2 separate regions of the Mus musculus genome follow, and region 2 is linked to region 1. The links are chromatin loops, found by intact Hi-C in ENCODE. Cell type or tissue: gastrocnemius. All regions are shown on one strand. Links, peaks and the distances in the headings refer to the core of each region. The heading gives the core; the rest is flanking DNA.

Region 1 (2,919 bases), core at 185-2,684:
CCACAGATTTAACTTCAGCTTCGGGGGACCTAATGCCCTCTTCTGCCCTCAGGAAGTACCTGAATACATGTAGCATATACTCACACAGATACAAACACATAAATGAAAAAATTTTTAGCTGTGCAGTGGTGGCGCACGCCTTTAATCCCAGCACTAGGGAGGCAGAGGCAGGCAGTTTCTGAATTCAAGGTCAGCCTGGGCTACAGAGTGAGTTCCAGGACAGCCAGGGCTACACACAGAAACCCTGTCTCAACAAATGAAAAAAAAATTAAACTTTTTACATTTATTGATTAGCAAATTGATTGCATGGCATTTACACGTGGAGGTCAGAAGACAATTTGCCGAAGTTGATTCTCTCCTGCTACCTTGTGGATCCTTGAGATCAATCAAATTCAGAATTGGTGGCAAGAGCTTTTATAGGCTGAGTTGTCTTGCAGGACCTTTGGCTTTTTTTTTTTTTTTTTTTTTTTTTTTTTTTTTTTGAGACAGGGTTTCTCTGTGTAGCCCTGGCTGTCCTGGAACTCACTTTGTAGACCAGGCTGGCCTCAAACTCAGAAATCTGCCTGCCTCTGCCTCCCGAGTGCTGGGATTAAAGGCGTGCACCACCACGCCCGGCTGGACCTCTTGCTTTTTAATGTATTCTCTTATTTAATTCTCAAAACCCTTTGATCTGGGTATTATCACCTTAAAAGGTGACAGGAACCAGGGCTGGAGAGATAGCTTGGTGATTCGGAGCGCTGCCTGCTTTCCCAGAGGATCCATGTTAAATTCTTTGTTCCCACAAGGAGTCACAATTGTCTGTAACTCCAGTTCTAAGGGATTTGACACCCTCAGGCACACACACACACGCACGCACGCACGCACGCACGCACGCACGCACGCACGCAGAGTTATTGTTTGTTTTGTCTTTGAGGCAGGGTCTCACTATAGCTTTGACAGACTCAGAACTCAGTATTTACACCAGGCTGGCCTTGAACTTGTAAAGATCTACTTACTTCTACTTCACTAGTGCTGGGACTAAAGCCTTCTTTAGGTGCTGATACCTGGCTCATAAAATTAAACAAACACACACACAAACAAACAAACACTCCTGAGGTCGGACAAGGTTAAATATATATTCTACAGTCACAGGCTTCCAAGTTGAGACTGAATCTGATTCCAAACCCAGCCCCACCTGGAGTTTTGAAGGCTCATTTTGTTATTGAAGTTTATGACATCATTTAGTATTTGAGGACCTAAGGTGACAAGCACGGTGTCATTCCTGAGGCGTCCATAGTGAGTCTGCCACCTAGTGGAGACCTTGTATTGACAGGGGCCACACACCTCCTGGGCAGAGTCCTGAGTCCAGCCTCATTGCCATTCTGGCAGTCTGGGGTTTCTGCTCACACCCAGGGAAAAGCCTCTGCAGGGCTCTACAAGCCTCTAAGCATGCAGTGGTCCCCACCCTCTGTCTGGGTTCTTCACTCACCTAGATAAGTCAAATTAAGCTAGATGAAAATGACACATTTTGAAAACATAAGTTACAAGTGAGCCCCTCACACCCAATATCAAGGGGTCAATTTTATTCACTTTTATCATTCATACACAAAACACTTGTTGGAAAATGTAAGAGAACGTATATTGCATTGTTGTGGCATGCAACCTTTGTGAACCCTGAAAGACGAGTCAGGAGCCAAGCTGATGCAATTGCATATGGACATTTATTCACTGAGCTTGTGCTGTGCCCTGAGTCCACAGGAAACCTAGATGAGCCCAAGAATTGCCAAGTCTGCTGCAACTCGCAAAAGAGTCTTTTATTGTTTCAAGTTCAAACTCAGATCGCCTGCCTCGCACTCACCACGTGAATGCTAGCAAGCAACCCTGAGTCCAGAAAACACTGGGTTTATATACAGTATAGTCAGCAGGAATCCCATGGATGTCCACAGAAAAAGGGGAGTAGAGGGCTGTAATCATTTGGTGGAATGGTACTGAAGTGGGAGTGGGGGGTTAGTGGGTGTCTGTTTGGAGGCTAATTTTATGGCCAGTTGTAACTCTCTGTGACTGGACCTCTGATCTCCCTTGAGCTTGTTATTTCTCTAAGGTCTCAGGAACAGGCACCTGGAGACTTTTGCTGCTTATCAGAAGGAAGGTTGGTTTTGGGAGACACAAAGGCAGGGAGGATGTCTCAAGCTGTCTCCTCAGAATGTCTTCATTAAGAAGGAGTTTTATGGGTAGTGTCATTCTAACGCCAGTGAAGGGGGAGGGAGCCCTGGGCTTGCTGCAGGAGGCTGCAGCACAGAAATCAACTGTCTGCATATCATGCTTGCCGTGGACTGGAGGGAGGATGGGAGCTTCTGGTGGGCAGGGGGCAGGGAATGCAGAGGCAAACTGTCTGTACTCAATACTGAAGTCTCTCTGGTATCCGTAATTCGACCTGCAGGGCAGTTTTCATGGAGCCCCCAACACGTATGGGGCAAAGTTTTATAGAAAGTGTTTCCAGCCTGGCAAGCATCTAATTGGAGCACCACTTTAGCACTGGGAGTCAAATTTAACTTCTGCTTCCCTCTGCACTGGTGGTTAGGCAGTGGCAGGTTTGTAACCTGGGGGTACAGATTTGTTTGGGGGGGGGACCTGGAAATTGGACTTAGACACAGGCCTTGTTGGGGGAATAATCTGGAAACTCTGGATTTGTTGGGGGAGGTGAACCTGGAGACATGGGGTCTTGGGGTTAGCGTAGAAAGTGGAGCTAGGCTTGGATTTTATTGGGGGGGGGGGGGTAACTTGGAAACTAATGCTAGGTACCAGCCTGTTAAGTTTACTTGAGTTTAAACTTAGGTCAGCTTCTCTATTTTTTTTAATTTTTTAATTATTTTAGATTTATTTATTTATTATATTGAAAGACCCCCGAAGGGAGACCCTCCCTCAGACACTTAAGTCCCG
Region 2 (2,919 bases), core at 121-2,620, 71 kb before region 1:
GTCTCAAAACTAAAAGAGAAAAATAGGAAAAAAATACAGCTGCCTGGGTCTTCAGGGAGCACTCATCTTGGTTTTCCTTTTTGACCCTTAGGATACTGATGAATTTATTTTGCCAACTGGAGCTAATAAAACCCGAGGCAGATTTGAACTAGCTTTCTTTACCATTGGAGGATGTTGCATGACAGGTACAATTTTTATTTTTAGATTTATTTTATTTTATGTATGAGAACACTGTCGCTGTCTTTCAACCCACCATAAGAGGGCATCAGATCCCATTACAGATGGTTGTGAGCCACCATGTGGTTGTGGGAATTGAAAGCACAACCTCTGAAGGAGCCATCTAACCGCTGAGCCATCTCTCCAGCCCCAATATTTTTATTTGTAATGTCCTTAAATCCAAGTCGTTAATGGTGCTTAAAGTGAAAAGTAACTAGGATATTCTTTTCGTTTTTAAAGCTTGTATTGCATTTCTCATTATATAAAAAAGCAACCAGAATTATTTTTAATAAAAAGCTTTTTTTTTTTTTTTAATTGTTATGATTTGCCACCAGGGGCCGCATTCGGGGCAATGAACGGTCTTCGTTTAGGATTGAAGGAAACCCAGAGCATGGCCTGGTCCAAACCAAGAAATGTACAGTAAGTCTAGATGCTTGCATAGTAACCACTGCTTTGGGGTCTGGTGTTAATAAAGTGCTTAGATAATTAACAACCCCCACCACCACCTCTCTCTCTTTTAATATATGGTTTTGGTTTCAAAGCATAAGGAACCAAGTTACTGTGTCCTAGCTTTGCAGGGGTGTAGATTTTGGTTAGTGTCTTCATTTAACTGGTACAACCCCAATCTGATTTTTTTGGTTTACATGTGCTCTCCAAATTTATATGGCAAATTTATATTTTTAAATTGTTGAGTTACTAATAGGGATTTTTGATTGTTCTTGGGCCTGTAGGACTCAGAACTTGATGATAGAAGCTAGATCTATTAGCTTCTTGCTGACATGCTTAAATGGGGAGGGGCAGAAACACTCAACTAGAATTTCTTTTTTTAAAGATTTATTTATTTATTATATGTAAGTGCACTGTAGCTGTCTTCAGTCATTCTAGAAAAGGGTATCAGATTTTGTGAGCTACTATGTGGTTGCATGTGGTTGAACTCGGGACCTTTGAAGAGCAGTTGGTGCTCTTAACCACTGAGCCATCTCACCAGCCCCTTAACTGGAATTTCTACAATTCCAAGATCATTATTATATATGTATGTGCAAGTGTGCAGATGTCCACATGAGCGGGTGCATATGAAGGCCAAAGGTCAGCCTAAAGTGTCCTTTCTCAGGAGCTATCCCACTTACCCAGTGAGCCATCTGCCCAGAAGCATTCTTAATCTCTGAATTGTGAATGTATCGTCCTGCCAGAAGGTGGCAGCAGGCGTGCTGGAGTTGGCCTTAGGAAACCTTAGAGGCTTGCCAGGTTTTTCTGTTGCTGTTACTGCATGAACTCCTTTGTTGACAATGCAGATTTTGTAGTATGAGAAGCTAAAATACTGTAATAAATACCTGTGAACCCTAATTCTTCTACAACAACCCTCAGCCTTGGCCAGTCACCCAGTTTCTTCTATTGTATCATTTTGAAACAAATCCCCAACCAATATTTATAATGAATTTAGAAGTGGGAAGTCTCTTAAACAAAATGCTATATTCCATTTTTGAAAACAATAGCAACATAATCTTCTCATCTTCCCATATTGAGAAGCAGCATTTAATAATTGGAAAGGGGTAGAATTTATAGCCAAACATGTTGTGTTTAACTCGAGAATTGTAGTTTAACCACTTAATATTTTGTGATCTTGAGTAAAAACTTTGTCTACTTTCTGCCTTGCAGAGTTGTGGGAAAGTGGCAGGTGATAAAATGTGAGCAGTAGATAAAGGCTCACAAACGGAAGTGAAGTGTGCCGACAGACCGTCCCCAGAGAGCTCTACCAAGTTCTTAGTGTGTTACCCAGTAGTAGTCAGCCATCCCAGACACATTCCTGTGATGGTGTTACACTGCTGGGAGAGTAATGTGTGCTCTTCACCTGGTTGCTGGGTCACCGTTCTGGTGGGCTGTGACTCTGGTGTAAGACCAAACTTTGCTTCCTTGAGAGTGTGCTAAGCATTCGCTTTGACTGCTTAGTTCTAGTATGGGAGCAGACAGTGCTTTCTCCGTGTGCTCTAGTAAAGGCAGCTCTTCCTTTCTCTTCAGTTCTGCTTTGCACTCTAACACCCATGTCCTTTCCATTGGCCCTACTTAGTATTCTGAAATGTATTCCCTTTCCCAAAGAATGTCAAACCACTCTGTCACAGGTACAGTGACATTGTTTTAACACAGATCATCAGTTTGTAAATACATTTCAGGCTGCTGTTTAAAGCCTTTGTATTTAATCTGTCCTAAATAATTTTGTGCCTTTACTATCATAAACCTCACTTATATAAAGTAACAACCTTATTTATTAAAATCTGGGGTGGTATTAAGGTGTACCTTGAAGTTCCAAAAATCATTTAGGCGTGGGCCTATATATTTTAAATAGCTATAGCTATGGCTTATAAGATTACTAGAGAAGCAGTGACCCTAAATACATTTTTCTCTCTCTCTCATTCTTCCCTGGTAGGATTTTGAATATGGTGACTAGGCAAGGAGCACTTTGGGCTAATACTCTAGGCTCCCTGGGTAAGTATAAATCTTGTTCGATTAATCTTTTGTGTTGAGACAATGCCTCGTGTAGCCCAGTTTCACTTCATACTTTAGTTATGTAGTTGAGAAGCTTGGGATGCTGATCTTCCTGGTCCCGTCTTCCAAGTTCTGAAATTACACATGTGCCCTGGGGAACAAGCCCAGGGCTCCTGGCATGCTAGGCAAACACTCCTCCCCTGGGCCATATCCCCAGCTAGT

The links. A loop is a pair of places that touch in the nucleus more often than their neighbours do. Peaks named below come from ENCODE experiments on the same cell type or tissue, not always from the same donor. Only the 100,000 strongest peaks of a DNase experiment are listed, where the experiment ranks them.
Region 2: a loop joins it to region 1, with 4 times the contacts of the local background. A loop is called at or near these places in 9 of 42 quality-filtered maps.

Annotation. Positions count from the first base shown.
Region 1 is chr14:32,120,500-32,123,418 of GRCm38, reverse strand. No RefSeq gene overlaps it. Among named protein-coding and RNA genes, the nearest start is that of Msmb, 20 kb to the left of the region's middle. In gastrocnemius, for the core only: a CTCF peak has its summit at 1,280 (motif pointing left); a DNase peak (open chromatin) is centred at 1,290.
Region 2 is chr14:32,191,120-32,194,038 of GRCm38, reverse strand. It overlaps Timm23 (translocase of inner mitochondrial membrane 23), which reads left to right. Exons shown (of 7, transcript NM_016897.3): 3 at 92-185; 4 at 552-636; 5 at 2,639-2,697. LOC115488402 (a small nucleolar RNA gene) reads left to right here and starts at 1,989; the gene lies at 1,989-2,185. In gastrocnemius, for the core only: a CTCF peak has its summit at 1,407 (motif pointing right); a DNase peak (open chromatin) is centred at 1,415; H3K27ac peaks cover 919 bases.